Linked DNA regions of Homo sapiens: region 2 is linked to region 1. The links are chromatin contacts, found by Hi-C or POLR2A ChIA-PET in ENCODE. All regions are on one chromosome and are shown on one strand. Each heading gives the region's core, a stretch centred on a gene start or an enhancer-like site at or near the end of the contact. The rest is flanking DNA. Distances are from core to core; before and after follow the strand shown. Region 1 holds the start of LAPTM4A-DT (LAPTM4A divergent transcript). Region 2 holds the start of HS1BP3-IT1 (HS1BP3 intronic transcript 1).

Region 1 (7,288 bases), core at 2,795-5,294:
ATGAAAAATTAGCCATATATTAAGTCTAAGAGATAAAATTATTACAAATGCTCAAAATGTAGTCTTGTAGTGCACACCATTAATCACAAAGTATATCTACTACAGCACACTTTTAAGTCCATTTTCAATTATTCAATAAACATTTGAGTTTATACCTCATAAGAAACTTGTTTAAAATCAACTGGCTTCAAATTCTTCAATAAATGATAGAGAAAACCATTTCAGGAATGCCAGAATTTAAACATGAGCTCATTCTGAAATTTCCTGTTACTTAACCAGGTATGCTTCTTTTCTAGCTAAAATACGAAAGGCTCACACTTCAGGGCTGGTACCTCCGGTGCATATAATAACTGGTTCTGGCTTTCTCTATGTCCCACAGCACTATTTTGTACCATACAATGAATATTTTAGTATATGGTGTTACGATACTTTAACACTAGACCAGTAGAAGCCGTGGCTAGAAAGCAATGAGACTGTATCAGATACAGTCACTGATAGCGAGGGAGAGGGGCTCCCCCAAGTTCCAAATGACACAGGGGGAATCATCATCTCAGAAGTCTGTCCCACGTAATGTAAAAAGAAACATAAATATTCTCCCATGCAGACTGAATTATTGCCTCACCAGGAATCAAGCAAGAGAGTACCTTGACAAGGTAGGTAGGGAGGGAAGTGACATTTAATACTCACTCATCCCCATATTGTTTCTCTGTCTTAGTAAAGCAGCTTCTGAGAATAAAATGCACTACTTGGACAAGCCTTCTTTGCTTCGAAGTATTATACTACAGTTTGGCTTAGGTGGTCTTGCATCATAAGTGTTACATGTCTCCCCAAGTTGGTAGAGACTGTCTTTACACTGCTATGGTATTCAAGCTACTCTTTTGAAAGTCATCAACAAAACTATAATAAACAAAACCAATGGCCTTTTTCCAGTACTTATTCTGATTAGAATCTGATATTACTGATCACCTTCTCCTCCTCCTCATCACTGTACCATATGTTTTTCATATCTGTGCTCCAAGTTTGTGATACCATAAATATCTTAAGGGCAGATGCTGTGTTAGACAAGAAACATTTGAGAGTCTAGCACTTAGCAGGTAATAGGAAAACAAGGCAAATGACACATGGCCCCTGTGATTTATTCCTTTTGTTTGTCCACCAAAGCCTTTTACACTGCAGGTGGTCAGTAAATCTCTTAATCAATTTAAGACAGGTCAAACGATTTAAGAAGTTTACAATAAAATGTTTTACACTAATCTGAGAAGTCTATGCAAAGTAAGAACAGCTATGGCATCTTTTTAAAATTGTGAAACTAAAGCATGGTCTTCAGAGGTATGTGAACCCTTCTCACAACAAGGGCTTAAAGTAGGGAACAGATGTAAACTCCTCACTCCCTATTTTGTAAGAATAAGCGCCCGTAATGAAGTTTTTCTCTCTGCATTTTGAGTTTCCTGTTTGTAGTTCCCACTTTATCCTGCTATTCTATTCATTTTCTAGCTGAGCCCACAGCATCAAAAAATCTGCCTGAGAAAAACTGAAAAGAAATACAGCCAATTACATTCGGATGGTTGAAATAGAAATGGTGGTATTCTCTTCTTGAGGAGTTAGGAATCCTTTGTTCTGTGAGTGGAGGGAAGGATCTGAGAAGAAACAGGAAGACTAAGACTGCAGGAGAGAGCCAGGTCGATGGATTCTCTTAGTTAAATAGGAAAGAAAGTCATCTTCTGGGGGTGAGGAAGACGGAATTGAGTAATAGCCTTGAGGATCCTCAAGGTTTGAATTATTCATTTAGGGAAATAGAAGACAGAGCTAAGGACAAACAAAAGAAATGAGACCCAGCCCCTCAGCAAAATGGAGAAGCTATAAAAGGAAGTTAGAAACATAATGCAGCTGATGGTCATTAACTCTATGTTTAGTATTCCAAATCAGTTAAAATACAGAACGAAAGAGTCTCTGAGGGAAAATGTGATATAGTTCTGTCAATAAGGCGGTATTTCCGAATATAAAAGTACAGGAAACATGAAAATAAACTCAGCACAAGCAAACCTACACATTCGTGTTGTTTTTTAAATGTACATCAGAAACAAGACGGTAAAAAACAACAGGGCAGGTAGCAGTCATGTGGAGTCAGGTAGTCCCCCGGGGGTGGGCCATGAAACAGTATCTGCCTCATTTAAGATGATTCTCATCTGGCGTTTGTCCAAATGCTTACTAATGATTTCAAGTCAATGAGTGGGGAGAAGCAGCAAGTACAGAGAAAACAGATTGTGTCTGGGATAACTCTCTTCCTCTTTTGCAGTTAAGTATCAAAAACTGCACAGTATCACCAACGTCACCCACACAACCACATTCGCGAAGTCATTAAAGTGGCCAAGTCGACCATGTAGGAAGTTTGTCACGGCTTCGGCAAAATCATAATAACCTAAAACTACCTAAACTGAATCCCATATTTGGAAGTCATAGACAAGTTAGGTTTAATGTGCATGGATACTATAAATGGTGAATTACAAAAGAAAAAATCACAAACTTATTACTAGTGAATCACCAGGCAACAACAGTGTCAACTTGGTTAGGACAGAATCACACAGATCTTGGAACCCAGGAGATACCGGGGTAGGTGGCCAGGATGGAGAGGGCTCTCAATAAAGGTCTCTGTAAAAACAGCCGGTCGGCTACGAAAAGCACCTACTGCGCAGGGAGGAGGCTGCACCAGGACAAAAGCTGGTCAGGCGTCAACTCAGGCAAAAGCTATCGCCCCCAAGCGATTCTGGAGATGCAAGAGAGGCATGAAACAAAACAAAGTCCAAGAAACGCGGACAACCGGGTTACCGCTGGATCTTTCGCTTTCCCAACGGGAAGACCAATGTCGAAACTAGACTGCGTTTACCAAGGTCCGCTCCTAATTATTTCATTAGAGGAAAAAATTCCAGGGAGCACTGGATAGGAGGAAGGGAGATGCTGCCTTTCAGATCGTAGAAATACAACAAGAACCAAAACAGAGGAATTCCCACCAAATCCTACCACCCTCGTCCCTTCGCCTGCAAAGCCTCTGCTCTCCCAAGCCCGCTTCTCTCCTCAAATTCTTGCCAAAGAACAATCTCCCCATGCTTACCACCGCCCCCCGCTCCCCCGACTCCGATTCCTGAACAAGGTTACTTTCCCAAAGTCCTTGGACTTCATCCAGAGTTGGCGCGCCTTAAAAAGCAGCGCCCCTCCAAGTCCCCGCCCCACCCAACACCCCGTTTCCAGTCTCACCCCCTCCGCACCAGGCCCCGCTCCCCAGGCCCCCCGGACATACGCGCCACGCCTGCCCGCCTTACCATGTACCAGGTCCCCAGGATGATCGTCCCGGTGCGGACATGGCAACAGCCGCAGCACCGGGTGCTGTAGAACCGGTCACTGCGGTTCCGCTTGAAACTCATGGACACCATCGTAACAGGCGGGCCTCCTTCTTGGCCGGGCCCCTGACAAACGTTCTCCACCCGCAGCCAAACTCAAACGGCTGTTTCACGGCCTCCAAAACCCAACGACGCGTCTTCAAACCCGCCCCCGGCTCGTGCCCCTGCCAGCTTCTTCGCGCCTGCGCACTGAGCGCAGCGACTTCGGCTTACCCACCCCTCTTCCTCCACACAGGCCAATGGGGAGCGGAAGGCTGGATGGACCGGACTTCTGATTGGAAGAACTTGGGGATTGACAAGACCTCACGCCCAATTAGAAGTGCAACTCGCCTCAGCGAGTCTCCGCCTGTTACGCGAAGGCAAGGGCTGGTTCTCGGGCCTAGGATAGTTGGGGATAGGTATGTCCCCGTAGTGCACTATTCCCGAGATGAGACCCGCAAGAAAAGAGGCATTTAATGGAAAAAGGGAGACACGAGACAGCGCGGATGGCAGAAAGCGGGCACAAGGGGCTTTTCTGAGCAATGTGTGCCACGTACTGGATGGGAAGCGTCACAGGCTGATAACGTGACCTTTGCGCGCAGCTCAATTATTGCGCGGGCTGGGGGCGGGGCCTGCGGGGAAGGGACAGAGCCAAGCCCAGCCTTGAGCCATCCTCGCCCCTGTGGCGGAAATGGGAGGGTGCCTGGAGGAGTGGAGGGATTGGATTTACACCCTCTTTTCCCTCCGAAGCCTCCTTGGTGGGGGCGAAGAAAGACCATCCAACCCTGCCAAAGGCAAAAGGATTAAGGATAAATGAAAGCAAGATAATGTAGAAGAACTACTTAGCTGCTGGGTTTTTGGAGATGAGTGATTTTTTTTTGTAGGGAGAAATTATGAAACACATTGAAATGGACAAAAAATTACTGAATGTCTTCAATGAAAAAACAGCCATAGTTTGGCACACCGTCCCGGGCATTCTGTTGCTAGAGGGGCTGTCCGCTTTTCTTTGTGGTGCTCTGCACAACTCGGTAAGACCCCTCGTATTGTTATCTTACCCTTCCTTGGGAAAAGCCATTTTGCATCGATTTGTAAATTCATTCCCCAGTCCTGATTCAACAATATAGATGGGTGCTTTAAATTCTGCTTAGAGCTGGTTCTAACAGCTTACTGGTCCCCGGGTTAATGAGTAAATAAATTTTTTACACGTGTTCATTTTGTATTTCTGTGAGACCTGTGACTTCACCGTTAAAAAATGTATTTATCATTTAATGCTTTGGTAAACACACTTCTTTTCAGAGAATAGAAAGGGCTTCCCTTCTGCCAGGGCATATTCTTAGCCAGAGACCACACTGAATTCAGAGTAAAGGTTATTTCTTTGGCATGGCTTCTTTGAACACTGCCTGAAATTATGTATGTATTTGTTGATTATCTCCCCAATAAAATACAAATTTTAGGAGAGCAGAGACTATTCACCACTGAAGGAGTTGTCCATGGAGCTTATTTTCAAACCATCTGGGAAGCAGTAGTTAAGCCCGCCCACGCTAAAGGATGGGGTGTGGCTGGCTAACTCAGAATGAATTATGACATTTCTCTACTTATGTAGGGAGTAGATTATCTTAACCCCGCCCCACAATTTCGTATCCCTTATTTTGTTCTAGGCACAGATCCAATCACTTTATTTTCAATCATTTCATTCCTACAACTAACTGAGATAGGTACTCTTACGTTATTTAACTCTACAGAGAAGTTAAATTACATATCCAAGATTGCAAGGCCAGTGTCACAACTGAGATTAAAACCTGTTGTGCCAATAGTTTCCAAACTTTGCTGCACATTGGCATCACCTGAGGATCTTTACTAACCACTGATGCCTGCTTACTATTCCAGACCTTCTGATTTAACTGTCATGGGTGAGACCTGGGCATTGACATTTTTAAAATGTCAATTTTAAAATTAGGTGATCCTAATGTGCAGCACTGTTATTCTGTCTTGATATGAAATGTGGCAGACAGAAATAAATACAATACAATAAAAAAGAATACAAAGATAAGATCAGGGGAGCCGGGCGCGGTGGCTCACGCCTGTAATCCTAGCACTTTGGGAGGCTGAAGCAGGCGGATCACCTGAGGTCAGGAGTTCAAGACCAGACTGACCAACACGGAGAAACTCCGTCTCTACTAAAAATACAAAAAATTAGCTGGGCGTGGTGGCACATGCCTGTAATCCCAGCTACTTGGGAGGCTGAGGCAGGAGAATCACTTGAACCTGGGAGGTGGAGGTTGCGGTGAGCCGAGATCTCGCCATTGCACTCCAGCCTGGGCAACAAGAGCAAAACTCTGTCTCAAAAAAAAAAGAAAAAAAAAAAATCGGGAAATTATCCGATTTCTCTAAAAGCCAAAATGAATTCAAAATCAGGTGTACCTAACATGGCATCAGATCAGCTCGTAAGGGCTGTTCTCCCTGTACTGGGACTACCCCAGGCAAGGAACCAGGGAGGTGTAAATCATTAGAGACCTGCAACATAAACGCATCTGATAGCAATAATGTAAGCATACCCTGAGAATGACCCTGTATGGTAGATGCACCTGAATGTGTGCTCTGAGCTAGGGAATCTGGGAGTGGCCAACCTGGAGATTTGTTCTGTGTCTATGATAAACATCTTAAACCCCCACCCCCACCCACCGGCCCATCCATTGGAACATGGGCCATACAGGGGATTAGGGCCCTGAGTTTTGGGTTAAATGCAGGTTGCCAAGTGGAGGTCGTTAGTGGGAGGGTGTTCAGTGAAAATGCTGTATAAACTGCATGATGTTTACAGGCAGTTGCGGTTTTCCTGCCCTTGGGACGTGCAATTATGTTGTCCAGCCCGCTGCCAGAGGACAGCAGGAAGGGAGATGTGTTGTCCACCCCACTGCCACTGGACCACTTCTATACATAGCTGGTTCTTCTGTCCAGCCCGCTGCCACTGGACTCTTTCCCCTCTGTCACCACTGGACTGTAAGCTCCTAATACAAACCCATGTCTCATTTACTGGCTCTCCAGTCTCTTCTTGGCCTCTTGAACCTGGTACCTTCTCTATTGAGGTTAGTAGGAGTTTGGCACAACAATAGCATACATAACGGGATTAGAGGGGTGAAATACGGTTATGGAGTTTTGTCTAGATAATTTTTATCTAATATATACACCTTTTTTGAGAAAATTGTAAGGTACTATTGGCAAAACAACCCATCTTTTGGGGATGGGGAAAGGAAAGTTAACATTTTTAGGAGAAAATAGCTTAGGAAAACTCACAACGAAAGAAATTAGAGTGAGGTTGAAGCTCTTTAGCTAACATAGTTTAATCTATTTTTCTCTTTTAAATGTGTTAGTCTATTCACATTACTTTAACTTATTTTTATTGAGGATCTATTCTATTCCATGTGATGATACGAGAATGAACAACACAATATATACCTACTGTGTAGCCACAAAAATCTAAAATAAAAAAGGTATTAAAAGAAAGAACGAACAAGGCAGATATTGCACCTTTCCTGGAGTGTATATAGTCTACAGGGGAAAAAGTCAATGAGCATTTTCAGTCTTCATCCCATCTCCTAAAGCATTTACTTGTTGACTCTTCCTTAGAGCTAGAAATTCTTTCTTGGCTTCTGATTAACCATCCACTATTTTTTTCTGTGTACTTCTCAGGCAGCTCCTTCTTATTGTTCTTCGTAGTTCCCTCCTCTACTGTCCATCCCCCTAAATATTGGTGTTGTTGAGGGCTGTGTGTCAGGCTCTTTTCTCCTTTTATCTTTTCCCAGCTGTCACTTATTTACAAGATGATTTCCCCATGTATTCGTCCATTTTCACACTGCTATAAAGAACTACCTGAGACTGGGTAATTTATAAAGAAAAGAGGTTTAATTGATTCACAG
Region 2 (7,288 bases), core at 3,509-6,008, 540 kb after region 1:
CCACTGTGACAGGCACAGTCCAAGTGGCCAGGAGCTGTGGGGAGCCTGACCACTGAGCCCAGTGCCTTGGCAGAGGGGATGTCATGCATGGGCAGCTCTGTTCTGGGAAAGAAATCTTCTCCCTGTCTCAACGTCCGGGCCTCTTCCACCAACCATCTGGCTGTTCCACAATCTCCTCCACCCAGGACATGGACACTTATCCCCACCCCAGGACATGGGACACCTTGGGGTGGGGATAGGAGGCACTCTCATCCAGTCCTCGGAGACCAGCCTGTGAATACTAGGGCACCCCAAGCTGGTCACCAAGGGAAGTGGACTTGTCTCTCCAAGATGTTAAAAAAAAAAAAAAGACCAAAATATAGTTTACAACAGGTGACAGGATTAAAAGTGATGTTAATTGTCTATGCTTTTCTATATTTTCATAATTGTCTATATCAAGCATGTATTACTTCTATAATTGGAACAAACAATAAAGGCTACTTTTGAAATAATATACATGCTTTTATCTCATACCAAGAAACAGTGTCTTCTGAATTATTCCAAGCCGATTGTTTGCTTGCTCTGTTGCTTAGGCTGGATTGCAGTGGCACCATCTCAGCTCACTGCAACCTTCGCCTCCTGGGTTCAAGCGATTCTCCCGCCTCAGCCTCCCGAGTAGCTGGATTACGGGCACCAGCCACCACGCCTGGCTAATTTTTTTTTGCATTTTTAGTAGAGACGGGGTTTCACCATGTTGGCCAGGCTGGTCTCGAATTCCCGACCTGAAGTGATCCGACTGCCTCGGCCTCCCAAAGCCGATTTTTCTGGGGTTACACAGGTGAACCACCACGCCCAGCCTTCCAAGCCGATTTTTCTGCTGGCGGCTCACAAGGCCCCAGGGTTTCAGCTCCCTCCTGGGAGCACACATCAGCCCATGTGGGAGCTTGCAGCCCCTCTGCCCTCCTCTCTGGCCTGTCAGTACCATCTCAAAAAGCAAGCTCCCTAAAAGCCATGTGAGGCGAAGGCACAGGACATCTCTACTCAGAAGGCTTGCCTGAGGTCCCTCTAACCTCACAGAGGCCTGTCCCCAAGGTCCCAGGCTGAGGCAGGCTCAGCCTTCTGAGAGCCTGATTTCCCCGGGGGAGGGCTGCCAGGTGGAGGAAGCCCAGGGCGTTCGTGCTTGTCTCATGATCTCCAGTGGGGACCAGATGCTGACCACTGAGTCGGCAGGGCTGGGCCCAAAGTCACCACTAACCCAGCACTGATCTCTCCATTTCTTCCATCTGGGCATCAAACTGTCTCTCCTTTCTGCTCCCTATTCAGCCTTAGCCTTGCCCTGGGGGCCACAGAATGGACCACTAGCCCTGCTTTGCATGGATGGGTGCATAGATTGGTCAGCAATGAGTGCATCCCCAGTCTGAGCCTTCACTTCTCAGGATAGCCCATCCCAGGTTCAGCCACTCCTTGTGGTCACTGCCAGGGCCTTCACCGTCCAACACATCCTCATCTGAGCACCCTGCAGCGTGCCAATGTCTCTCTGAAACTGTGCTGTTGGGGGGCTCTGACATGGGCGAGACCTCCAACCTCCCTCACTCTTGACACTAAACCCCTGTGGAACATGACCTAAAGGCCGAGCTTTCCTGGGGCTCTTCACATGTTCCCTGTCACTGAGCTCTGCTCCCCTGCATGCTAGGTGGGCACTGCTAGAGGCTGCCGATGAAGAGATCAGACCTGGCATTGGTTGACTCTGAAAAATCGACTGAGGGACAACACCCCCATAAGCGGCAGCTGGTCAGTGAGGCTGGACAGCTTCCAAGGGCCAGGAAGTTAGCTTGTTAGCTCTAAGGTGTTTTGCAGATCTGAAAACACCAAGTTCTAGGGTGATAAGCACCCCCAACCCTGAGATTCAGAGGATAGAGAATTCTAAGTGGCTCAAATCCTAAGGCAGTGAGGCATGGACCAGACCACACCCTTCCTGAACAGGGCTGCTTCCAGAACTGGAGGACTTGCAGCTATAGGACCCAGACTCCTCACAGCTGGTGGAGGGAGACTCCTCACAGCTGGGGGCGGGATTGTGGGGGAATTGGGGTGGGGGCAGTTGAGGGTTTCCTGCCTCACATGAAGAGAGAGATGACTGAGACTCCTGGGGGTCCTGGAGCCTCCAGTAGTTCCCCCTGGACCAATGGGTCCCAGCAGCTCTCAGTTCATTGCTGTGTCCAGGAGTCTGGTGAAGAGTTAATGCTCAATTAATGTCTGGAGAGTGAATGAATAAAGGAAGGAGGCTAGCACATCAGAGACCACCCGGTCTCAGCAGCTCTCAGGCTGCCCGTGCTGGAGTCACCCCGCCCTCCAGGCAAGCAGATGGGGCTGCTGAGGTGGAAGCTGGGGGCATTTGGCCCTGGTTTTCCTGTCTGAGTGGTTTGCACCCCCGGGCTCTGTGTGTGTTTTTTGGTGCAGCCACGGCTCCAGACTTGAGCCGAATTCTCATTCCCCATATCTTCCTCACTTCTGAGTCAGCTGTGAGCTCCACCTCTACCCAGCCTTCCAGGGTCTCAGGAGAGACCAGTGGTGTCTGTGGGGCATCCTCTGTTTGTTCTTTACTGAGGCTGGAGTCACCTTCTATCACAGACTATCACAGCCTCTCAGGGCTGTCCTTCTCTGTAGAAGGATGATGGGACCCGATGCCTCTGGGCCCTGCCTCACCCCCTCATCCCGGAGCAGCCCCACAGCCTCGCTCCCCTTGGCGATCTCTGGTTCCAGCTGTTGCTCTGTCAACCTCATTAGGTCACGTCCCCGTACTCCACCTCTTCCTCATGGCATGGCCCGGCCCATCTGACAGGTCCTCTCATAGGCAGAGCTGGACGTGTGGGCTGGGCCAGGCTGGGCAACTGGGCCTCTATGAATTTCCACAGATCCAGAGTCAACCCAGTGTGGATCCAGTGAGAACTTATCAAACACCTGGGCACCTGAGCTAGGCTAGACATCCAAGGACGCTGACTTTGGCAATCCTTGTTGGGACCCTGGAAAGGGCAATTTATTGTCTCCACTTGGCATTAGAGGAAACTGATGCTCAAAGAGATGGACCTCCTGGACCAAGGACAAAGAGCACAATCTGGACTCTACACAGACTTGTTTAGGTGCAAAGATTCCTATTCAATAAAGGGAAGGGAATCCAGGAAACTGCATCTCCCTACCTCCCTGCCCAATATTTGTCCATCAGGCTGCCCAGGTCCCCATGCTGTGGCAGGAGCGCCGATGATGAGTGCTGCAGAGACCATGGGAGGAATGCCAGCCTCAGGCCAGGATAGCAGGGCAGGCTGGTTACGTTGGGAGGCCTGGAGCCAGCCAGCCAGGCCCTGATAGCTTACAGCTGCTCCAAATGCAGGAGGCGGAATCAGAGCCTGCCCCAGCCACTGGAGAGGGACGCCTCCATCTGTGCTTGTGTTCTTGGGTGCTGCCAGCCCCTTCCTCCACGGGAGCTGCCAAGGAAAGAGCCCTTTTGTCATCTTCCCAGGCAAGAACAGCCATCCCGTGGCACTCACTCCCTGCACACTCCAAGGCCTCGCTTCTGCTTCATGGAAACAGGATTGAGTCTTGCTTGAAGCTGTGCACCACCAGACCACAAAAAGCCTCAAACATAGGTGTGGCCACCAGCCCCAGAGAGCCACAAGCACTCGGATTCTGGGAGCCCCAAGACTTGGAAGTTTCCCGTGGCACCAAGGCCAGGTGTTTATTGTCAAAGTTCTGGCCAGCCATGCACATTGCTGACAGTTTCTGTCCCTTTGGAGTTCTGGTCGACCATTGTGTTTGTTTGTTTTTTTGAGGAAGGGTCTTGCTCTGCCACCCAGGCTGGAGTACAGTGGCGCGATCTTGGCTCATTGCAACCTCTGCCTCCTGTGTTCAAGTGATTCTCATGCCTCAGCCTCCAAAAAATGCAGACATGCGCCACCATGCCCAGCTAATTTTTGTATTTTTAGTAGAGACGTGGTTTCATCATGTTGGCCAGGCTGGACTTGAATTCCTGGCCTCAAGCAATCTGCCCACCTCTGCCTCCCAAAGTGCTGGGATTACAGGCCCGAGCCACCGCACCTGGCCCTGTGTGATCTTTCTGAGAGTTTCTGAGCAGCGAACACCCCAGGTGGTTGCATGGGGGAGGCTGTAAAATCTGACAGCAGCTAGTGGGTCCTAGGGGGACGGTTCAACATCACGTCCCATGGATGGTCCAAGGACAGAACAGCCCCAGCATCCAGGCCAGAAAGCTGGCCCTGGAGGAAGTTGGTTCCTATCCTGTGCTTCTAGGCTGGGGTGAAGGTTTCCAGGAGGACACCTCCCTTGGTCACACTATTCTCCTGAGCCCCTCTCTCACATACGTGCCCTGCTGCTGCAACCCCCAGAGGGCTGCAAAAATTAGCTGGGTATGGTGATGCATGTCTGTAATCCCAGCTTTTTGGGAGGCTGAGGCACTAGAATTGCTTGAACGCGGGAGGCAGAGGTTGCATCACAAAATCCGCCACAACCCCTGGATTTCCTCAAGGGATTCCCTGTCTGGCCATCCACCTCCCCCGCCCCGCCCCGCCCATTCCTACTTCCCCTTTCGGGCCTGTCCCTCTCTTCTGACCTCCCCCATCCATCACAGTTCTAGCCTTCACTCACCTGCATCACCGTAGTGACTCCCCGACAGCTCTGTCCCTGCCCGGCTCAGACTCTCCTATGCAGCTAGGAGTAAGCCCAGGAGAGCATGTCCCTCCTCCGCTCAAGAGCTTCCAAGGGCTTCCCATCAGGATCAGTTTCCCAGGGCAGTCATAGCAAATGACCACAAACTGGATGGCTTGAAAAGTCTCCTCTCACAGCCCTGGAGGCCAGAAGTCTGAAGTTGAGGTGTCAGCAGGACCCTGCGCCCTCAGAGGGTCCTTCTTTGCCTCTTCCAGTTCCTGGCGTTCCCCCGCTGGTGGCAGCACCACGCCCATCCCTGCCTCAGCCTTCACGTGGCCTTCTCTTCTCCACTGTGTGTCTCTTACAGAAACACCTGTGATTGGATTTAAGGCCCACCTGGATAACACAGGATGATCTCATCTTGAGATCCTTAATTTAATTTCATCCACAGATTCCTTTTCCAAATAAAGTCGCATTCACACGTTCCAGGGGTTAGGATGCGAACATGGCTTTTTTGGGGGCAAGAATTCAACCCACGATATCACCTCCTTAAGGAAAATCCCAAGTCATTACTCTGTGCTTCAAGGCCCTTCAGGATCTGGCCTTATCCATGACCTCCAACCTCCCGCTGTCTACCCCACCACCCCTGACCTCCAGCCCTGTCCCCCCACTGTCCCCCCAGCACACCATGTTCCTGCTTCAGGGCCTTGGCAGATGCTGGCCTTTCCCCCAGGGTCCACACGCTTCCTCCATCAGCATCGTCAGGTTTAGTCAATTGTTTGGTATGGCCAGGCCCTCCCTGGCCACATTGTCTAAACTTGCAACCTTCCCGGAACACTCCCTCTTCCTCACCTGCCTTCTCTCTTCCTTACCACTCATCACCATCACACGTGCCGGCCTTCTCCTCATTTATGTTGTTCATTGTCTCCCCTCCCCTAGGCCACAGGCTTGTTTTGTCAGTTTTGTTCACTGCTGTGTCCCAGCGGCTAGAACAACGCTTGACACTAGTTGACCTTGGCTGAATGAATGAGTGAATGAATGAGCAAGAGTTTGCTCAGGCTGAACTCTGAGCTGCCGGAAGCCTTTGTAGACACCCCCAGAACATGCTGGCCCCACCTCTGAGCTCCTGGTGTACCTCGGTTCTCATGAGGCCCCCGCACTTCAGCCTCTGGTGATCCTCTTTTTCGAGCCAGACATGTTGGCTCAGCCAACACTCCCTGAGCCCACATCATGAGTCACCAGAGGCCCTTGACCCTTCCTCCCACAACCTTCCCCCACTGCGCCCGCTCTCACCCTGGTCACAGTTAGCCGAGTGTGTGCAGGGAACTGTGTATGAAGGTCAGGCCTGCCCTGCTGCCCCTGCTGGTCCCTGGAGCCGCCACGGGGATGGAAGAGTGGGTCCTTTTGATGCACTCAAGCCTGGGATATGGTCCTCCAGGGCCGGCATTGAAGGAATGTACAAGGGCTGCCCCAGGGCCTGCAACACTAACTGTGAAGAGTCCCCTAAAACTTCCCTGATGAAAACCACCACAGCCTCCATTTCAGAAGAGGGACGTGGGCTTCTTGCCATGTCTCTGCTGCTGATGGGCTCTGTGACTGGCACAATTTCCTTCCTGTTGCTGGTCCCCAGTTTTGTCATCTTTAAATCTGGGCATCGACCCATCGGGGATGGCTACAATAGCTTGCATCTTACACATTCCAACTCAGATGGCTCTGGCTGTGCCACTGGGTTGAGAAGGATTCTGAGGTTCAATCCAGGCTTAACAGGAAGAAGTGCAGTGATCCATTAGTGACATCTGCCATGGGTGTGGGGAGAGTGGGGGCCCAGGTGTGCTAAGGCTGGGTTAGATGCTTTGTGAGTGGGCTTTGGGCAACACGTCCACGTGAGTCTATGGATGCCTGATGATAGAGAAAAGATCCTGGAGGAGGTGAATGGGTCTGAAATGAGTGGCTGATGGCATCACAAATCCTTTTTGAGCTTACTTTGGTGCATTGAGGCAGCTGGCATGGCCTGCCTGCTGGGAAGGCATCAATGACCCAATGGAGAGATGGCTCCTTCCCTATGCTGGGGTTGAAGTTGCAGGGCAGTTAGGCTAGGGCCCTGCTCTGTGTTTTGTCTCTCAGGTGGCCATAGTGCTTGGTAGAAGAGGCTGTCCTCTGGCTCAGGATTTGCAGCAACAAGGCCAGCCTCTAGCTGGGCCTAGCCAAGTGCCCTCTGAGACTCGCTGGAAGTGAGGTCCCCTATCTCAATCCATTCAGGCTGCTACAACAAAATACCGTGGATGGGGTGGCTTAGAAATGGCAGACATGTATTTCTCACAGTTCTGGAGGCTGAAAGTTCCAGATCAAGGTGTCAGCAGCTTCGGTGTCTGGGAGGGCTGGCTCTCTGATTCCTGGAGGGGGCTGTCTTGCTGCATCTTCATGGATGGAAGGGGCAAGGGGGTTTTCCTCAGGTCTCTTTTATAAGGGCATTAATCCCAAACAGGAGGGCTCTGTCCTATGCCCTAATCTCTTCCAAAGGCCCCACCTCCCATACCCTCACCTTGCTGGAGAGAATTTCAACATACACGTTGTCGGGAGTAAAAAAACACTCAGATCATAGCATCTCGGGATAGACAGAGCCCGGCATGCCACTTCCCTGAATGAGGGAGACATT

Evidence for each region. A loop is a pair of places that touch in the nucleus more often than their neighbours do. ChIA-PET counts read pairs that join two places held with the same protein, here RNA polymerase II (POLR2A). Pooled maps may share reads with other maps.
Region 2: a loop to region 1 is called in a pooled map, with 4 times the contacts of the local background. The contact joins the promoter of HS1BP3-IT1 here to the promoter of LAPTM4A-DT in region 1. A Hi-C loop is called at or near these places in 1 of 168 maps with a recorded cell type or tissue (mammary epithelial cell), 1 of 37 single-sample maps with no recorded cell type and 4 of 50 pooled maps. POLR2A ChIA-PET finds 5 or more read pairs at or near these places in 1 of 52 experiments (HepG2).

Annotation. Positions count from the first base shown.
Region 1 is chr2:20,048,093-20,055,380 of GRCh38, forward strand. LAPTM4A-DT (LAPTM4A divergent transcript) reads left to right here and starts at 4,045. Exons shown (of 5, transcript NR_187142.1): 1 at 4,045-4,402. It overlaps LAPTM4A (lysosomal protein transmembrane 4 alpha), which reads right to left and starts at 3,536. Exons shown (of 7, transcript NM_014713.5): 1 at 3,318-3,536. The coding sequence starts at 3,428. RefSeq lists enhancers at 2,672-2,811, 3,347-3,546.
Region 2 is chr2:20,587,790-20,595,077 of GRCh38, forward strand. HS1BP3-IT1 (HS1BP3 intronic transcript 1) reads right to left here and starts at 4,759. Exons shown (of 2, transcript NR_046836.1): 1 at 4,633-4,759; 2 at 2,986-3,458. It also overlaps a transcript of HS1BP3 not described here.